Regions from separate parts of the Homo sapiens genome. Here region 2 is linked to region 1. The links are chromatin contacts, found by Hi-C or POLR2A ChIA-PET in ENCODE. All regions are on one chromosome and are shown on one strand. The core of a region is the stretch at or near the end of the contact, and the rest is flanking DNA. Distances in the headings are between cores, read along the strand shown.

Region 1 (2,738 bases), core at 158-2,657:
GAACATGACTCTCTAGGCCCCTTCTCCCGTTGAACCTGCTGCCAGGGCTTGGGAAACAGACACATGTGAGTAATTAATGGTGGCTGAACAAAGAAAAGTGGCCAAAGTGGCCTGGGTGAGCCAGGCTGGGCCCGATCCACCTAGAAAAGCTTCCCTGAGGAGGAAAAAAAGCATCTCAGTCAGTAGTTCACCAGGGTTTCATGTTTTCATTCATTCAGGATCTCCAAGGTCAGTTTCCTTCCCAATTCCTGGTTCAAATATCTATTGCTGGCCAAGCATGGCAGCTCACACCTGTAATCCCAACACTTTGGGAGGCCAAGGCAGGAGGATCACTTGAGGCCAGGAGTTTGAATCCAGCCTGGGCAACATAGGGAGACCACCGTCTCTACTAAAAGTAAAAAAATAAAAGTAAAAACAGTTAGCTGGGTGTGACAGCACATGCCTGTACTCAGGAGGCTGGGATGGGAGGATTGCTTGAGCCCAGGAGTTCAAGGCTGCAGTGAGCTATGATTATGCATTATACTCCAGCCTAGGCAACAGAGGGAGACCCTATCTCTAAAAATATGAAAATAAAAATAAATCTATTGCTGAGTTAAAACAAAAACCCAAAACTTAGTGGCTTAAAATAATTATTTGTTCATGACTCTGCAGTGTGGACTCAGCTTGGAGGGGTCAGCTCTTCTCCGCTTATGTGGCAGTTTTTTTGCTTGCCTTGCTGGGGGTCACTCGTATGGCTGCACTCAGCAGGCTAGTGGCTGGCAGAGGCCTGGGCTCAGCTGGAAGACAGGGATCGCTAGGCTTCTCTTCCTAGCCATCAGGGCCACCCTCTCTCCACGTGGCCTCTCCAGCAAAGGAACTGGACTTTTTACCTGGAAGTTCAGGGCTCCTAAGATGCTCCAAGGCCTTAAGGAGCTCCTGAAAGAAAGAATACCAGTCCTTGGCTGGGCATGGTGGCTCATGCCTGTAATCCCAGCACTTTGGGAGGCTGAGGCGGGCAGATCACTAGGTCAGGAGATCGAGACCAGCCTGGCTAACATGGTGAAACCCCTTCTCTGCTAAAAATACAAAAGATTAGCCAGGCTTGGTGGCAGATGCCTGTAGTCCTGTAGTCCCAGCTACTCGGGAGGCTGAGGCAGGAGAATGGCGTGAACCTGGGAGGCGGAGCTTGCAGTGAGCGGAGATCGTGCCACTGCACTCCAGCCTGGGCAACAGAGGGAGACTCTGTCTAAAAAAAAAAAAGAAAGAAAGAAAGAAAGAATACCAGTCCTCGTCTCGCAGGACATTCAGAGGGTGCAGCGACAGAATGGAGGTGGAGCACTTCTCCCAGGGCCTGGCCACCACTGTGACACTCAGCTAGCTGTCACACCACTGTGTTTAAAACACTAGTCTCAGCCTCCACCACCCAGACAAGTGATAAAGCCCTAATTCTCTATGCATGACACTTCCGGTTTTATCTTTCAAAACTCCTCCCCTTTACACATCACTCTCTAGCCTAAGTGAAGGGAGCACCACGAAACGCACCACACCACTGTGCCTTCACACACTCTGCTCTTGTCCCCCAGTGTCCATCTGGCCAACATCATCTTCACTGGGGCTCCTCCTCCCCCAGCCCTCCTGACCCTTCCCCAGAGCTGGCTTTCTCAGCTTTGTCCTTGAGCTGTTCACAGATGACCTTGGCTCACCTGGATGGTGGAGACAGGCAGGACTTTTCTAAGAGGCCATACAAAGCAGCCCTGTGGGAAACGCGGCTGTGAGAATAACGGTGGATCCCAGTAGTCAAATACAAGGGCTCTGGAGCCAGGCTCTGCAGTTCAGAGCCCACTTTTTGGTACCTCCATTTTCTCATCTGTAAAATGAGATGAGAAAAATGCTGATTATAGTACTTACTTCCTAAGTGTGTTGTGAGGGTTAAATGAGACTATTACACGGAATGCACCTGTGTCTGATGCATGATGAATGCTCCCTAATTATTGCTCTTAACTGTTATCAAATATGTGCTCCTCCCGGGCCAGGCTTCTATTTTTTCCTTTTTTTTTTTTCTTTTTTTCTTTTTTCTTTTCTTTTCTTTTCTTTTTTTTTTTTTTTTTGAGATGGAGTCTCGCTCTGTCGCCCAGGCTGGAGTGCAGTGGCATGATCTCAGATCACTGCAACCTCCACCTGCTGGGTTCAAGAGATTTTCCTGCCTCAGCCTCCCGAGCAGTTGGGACTATAGGCGCCCACCACCATGCCCAGCTAATTTTTGTATTTTTAGTAGTGACAGGGTTTCACCATGTTGGCAGGCTGGTCTCGACCTCCTGACCTCAAATGATCCACCTACCTTGGCCTCCCAAAATGCTGGGATTACAGGCGTGAGCCACTGTGCCCGGCCAGGCCAAGCTTCTTTATGGACATGTGACTCTCTCCAGGAGCTGGGACTCTACCTCCACACTGGGGAACAAAGGCAGACCTGCTGTGACCTTTGTTGCACTCCTCCCTTCCTCTCTCAGCCCTGAGCCCTGGGCGGTCCTCCAACAGCCTTCAGGCTTTAGTGCCTTCCCAGCCCCACTGTGTGTTACAGGGAAGAAAGCACAGCAGATGGGGGGACAAAGTCAGTCCCTAAGGTCAGCTGGCAAGAAGAGACCAGCCTGGGTCTGGCACCCCACTTTTAGCTGGGCGCTGCTCTTCCATCCCTTCTAGGAGGCCTGGCAAGAAGCTACTGAATAGAGTTGGGTCAGCGATTCTTTCCAAAGTCTGCCTAG
Region 2 (2,738 bases), core at 98-2,597, 110 kb before region 1:
TTCTGGTTGGATAGGAGGTTAATGTGGTCAATTCCAGAAGGGAAAAATATGTTTCTTATATATTAGAACTTAACATATACTTTTAAAACTGCATAGGGGGCCGGGCGTGGTGGCTCATGCCTGTAATTCCAGCATTTTGGAAGGCCGAGGCAGGTGGATCACAAGGTTAGGAGTTCGAGACCAGCCTGACCAACATGGTGAAACCCCTTCTCTACTAAAAATACAAAAATTAGCTGGGCATGGTGGCATGCGCCTGTAATCTTAGCTACTCGGGAGGCTGAGGCAGGAGAATCGCTGGAACCAGGGAGGCAGAAGCTGCAGTGAGCCGAGATCTTGCCATTGCACTCCAGCCTGGGCAGCAGACTGAGACTCCGTCTCAAAAAACAAACGAACAAACAAAAACTTCATAGGGGAAGATGGAGGCTTTTAATTTTTTACAAAAGGTTTCTGTAAGTGAGGGAGAAGCTTCATAATAATGACCTGTGATTTGTACCTACTGCTGACTTACTAACTAACCTCTGACTCTGGCAATGACCACATCCTCATTTCCTCCTTTTAGAAGGTAACCAAAAACACTTCTAGGAAGTCTGGGGTTATTGAGCCATAGTCCTATCTCTAAGACCTAGATAGTCTATAAAGCAAAATAAATGAAGCAACAAAATTTTTTCCTTGTACTTCTGTTGTTCACTGTTCAAATATCTACATTTAACCAAGCAGATATTCTAATATGGCTGTGTTTATTTACGACTGTCTTCTGAAGACTGCCTGGATCTGTTTTAACCCGGTAACCCTGGGCAAGTTACTTACCCTTCCTGAGCCTTATTTCTTCATCTGTAAAAGGAGATAGTGACAGTACCCACCTCAACGTTTGTGTGTGTGCACGCATGTGTGTGTGCACAGACATGCATGTGAATTAGGTGACATAGCCCATAGAAAATGCTTTGCACAATGCCTGGCATGTAACAGGCTCTCAAAAAATATGAACTATTTTTACCCTTGGGTAGAAGTGGTTCTTACACCTGTGGGGAAGGGACTGGGCAACGTTAGGCAGCAGAAAGTAGGTCTGGCTGTTTTCCTTTTGTGTGGCCTTGAGAACTCCTGCATATAAGGGCTCTTGTCCATCCTGGCTCTCACAGGACCCCCAGCAGGGCTTTTAGACTTCTCTGGGTTTATCAGTTTTCAGTCCCTGCTTGTCGCGCTTTTGGAACTACAAATAGCCTCGGAGAGAGGGCGTCAGATGTTTTGAATCTCCCCCTGCTAATGGATGGGACCACACCCCCTGCCGCCACAGCTGGTAACACAGGCCTTTAGGATAATGGAAGGCATTTGGGGATCTATTTTTCTCTTACTGTGCAGAGCATTACTCACCTCACTCCTCTGTGTTACAAGGAAGGCGAAGGAGAAAAGCACAATAAGCTGCCAAGGATGAGTCAAATTTCAATAGAGCGTCTTTGCTCAGAGGCAGCAACTGCCAACTGCCATTTCTTATGCATTCCTGAGATTCACATTGCAAAATAAATCCTGAACTCCTGCCCCTTTCTTCTTTTTTTCCCCAGGGAAGGGCAACAAATGGAGCTGCATTTTGACTGCACTCTTTCTAGGTTGGAGAAGCAGGGAAAGTGATACTCCGGGAGCTGGTGTGTCTAAGGCCTCTGTGAGTCTGCATGGTCAACACAGCTGGCTCTGCCTTTGCGCTCAGCTTCTCCTGAGGCATCAACCTGCATCTAAGCTCTTCTGCCTCCTTTCCGGGAATGGCCACGGTCTATGGTTTCTCAATTGACTCGAGATTCAGGAGAGTATGGAGAACTTCTCTTTCCCTGACCAGTGGTATACTGCTGTGGCCCTTGTAGCAGGGGAACAGCCTAACTGCTACAACATTCATTTCAGCCAAGAGATCAGTCCACTCCCACATGGGAGCAGGTGCCTTCACCCATGACCCTGACCTTCTTATAAAGCTTTCATTCAGGATGGCATGAGGTCTTTCCTCAGAAGGTGTCAAGAGAGAGAAATGCTAAAGGAAGAGATGCAATCAGTTTTATGATCATTAGGTGTTTAAGCTATAGGGCTTATCTTATAACACATTGTATCTGTGGTACAAAGCAATGGATGTATCAGAAGGGAAAGGATGAGGTTACGTTCAGAGTGTAGGGCAGGAAAAGAGAACACACAACATTATTGAATTAACTAGACTCTGTCTTGCATGAGGCATATTTTGAGCATCTCCATAGGCCATAGGAAACAACATTGCAGAAAACATTAATTTTAACTGAATGTTCGTACTTGAGGCTGGTGGTTCCCAAACTTGGCTGAGCCTGAGAGTCACAGGGAGCCTCTGATGATACAAGTTCTCGGTTCTGTGTAAGGGAATTCTGATTCCCTGGGTCTTGGGTGGAAATATTCATTTTAGAAGTTCCCCAGGTTGTTCAGATGACCAGTCAGGTTTGGGAACTACTAAGGTGGGCCACATTTTGAAAGGACATGGTCCCATATCATCTACCATCAACAAGTCAGCTTTTAAACTTTTTATTGTGAAATAATGCACAGATACAGAAAAGCTTATAAAATAGAAATGTGGCTCAGCTCAGTGATTTAGTTCAAAGAAAATGCCGAACTGTCCACCTCCCCCTTGAGAAGTAGAACATTGCCAACAGATGTATTTCCTGGCAACTAAACGAAATCTTGAAATTGTCCTCATTTATAAACCGTTGGAGCGATTTGACTTCTCTAGTACCTGGATT

Evidence for each region. Hi-C counts contacts between places; a loop is a spot of excess contacts on that map. ChIA-PET counts read pairs that join two places held with the same protein, here RNA polymerase II (POLR2A). Pooled maps may share reads with other maps.
Region 2: a map of Caki2 shows a loop between it and region 1 (4-fold over the local background). The contact joins two enhancer-like sites. A Hi-C loop is called at or near these places in 3 of 168 maps with a recorded cell type or tissue (Caki2, DLD1 and heart left ventricle) and 1 of 50 pooled maps. POLR2A ChIA-PET finds 5 or more read pairs at or near these places in 3 of 52 experiments (activated B cell, activated CD4-positive, alpha-beta T cell and activated T-cell).

The regions. Positions count from the first base shown.
Region 1 is chr10:110,440,529-110,443,266 of GRCh38, forward strand. LOC105378482 (a long non-coding RNA gene) reads right to left here. Exons shown (of 4, transcript NR_188210.1): 2 at 1,683-1,846. Among named protein-coding and RNA genes, the nearest start is that of DUSP5-DT, 55 kb to the right of the region's middle. RefSeq lists an enhancer at 1,509-1,748. Within about 2 kb of position 1,408, at least 5 of the 41 ENCODE cell types and tissues checked have a DNase peak (open chromatin) inside an H3K27ac peak, as active enhancers do.
Region 2 is chr10:110,334,969-110,337,706 of GRCh38, forward strand. No RefSeq gene overlaps it. Among named protein-coding and RNA genes, the nearest start is that of SMNDC1, 31 kb to the left of the region's middle. Within about 2 kb of position 1,348, at least 4 of the 41 ENCODE cell types and tissues checked have a DNase peak (open chromatin) inside an H3K27ac peak, as active enhancers do.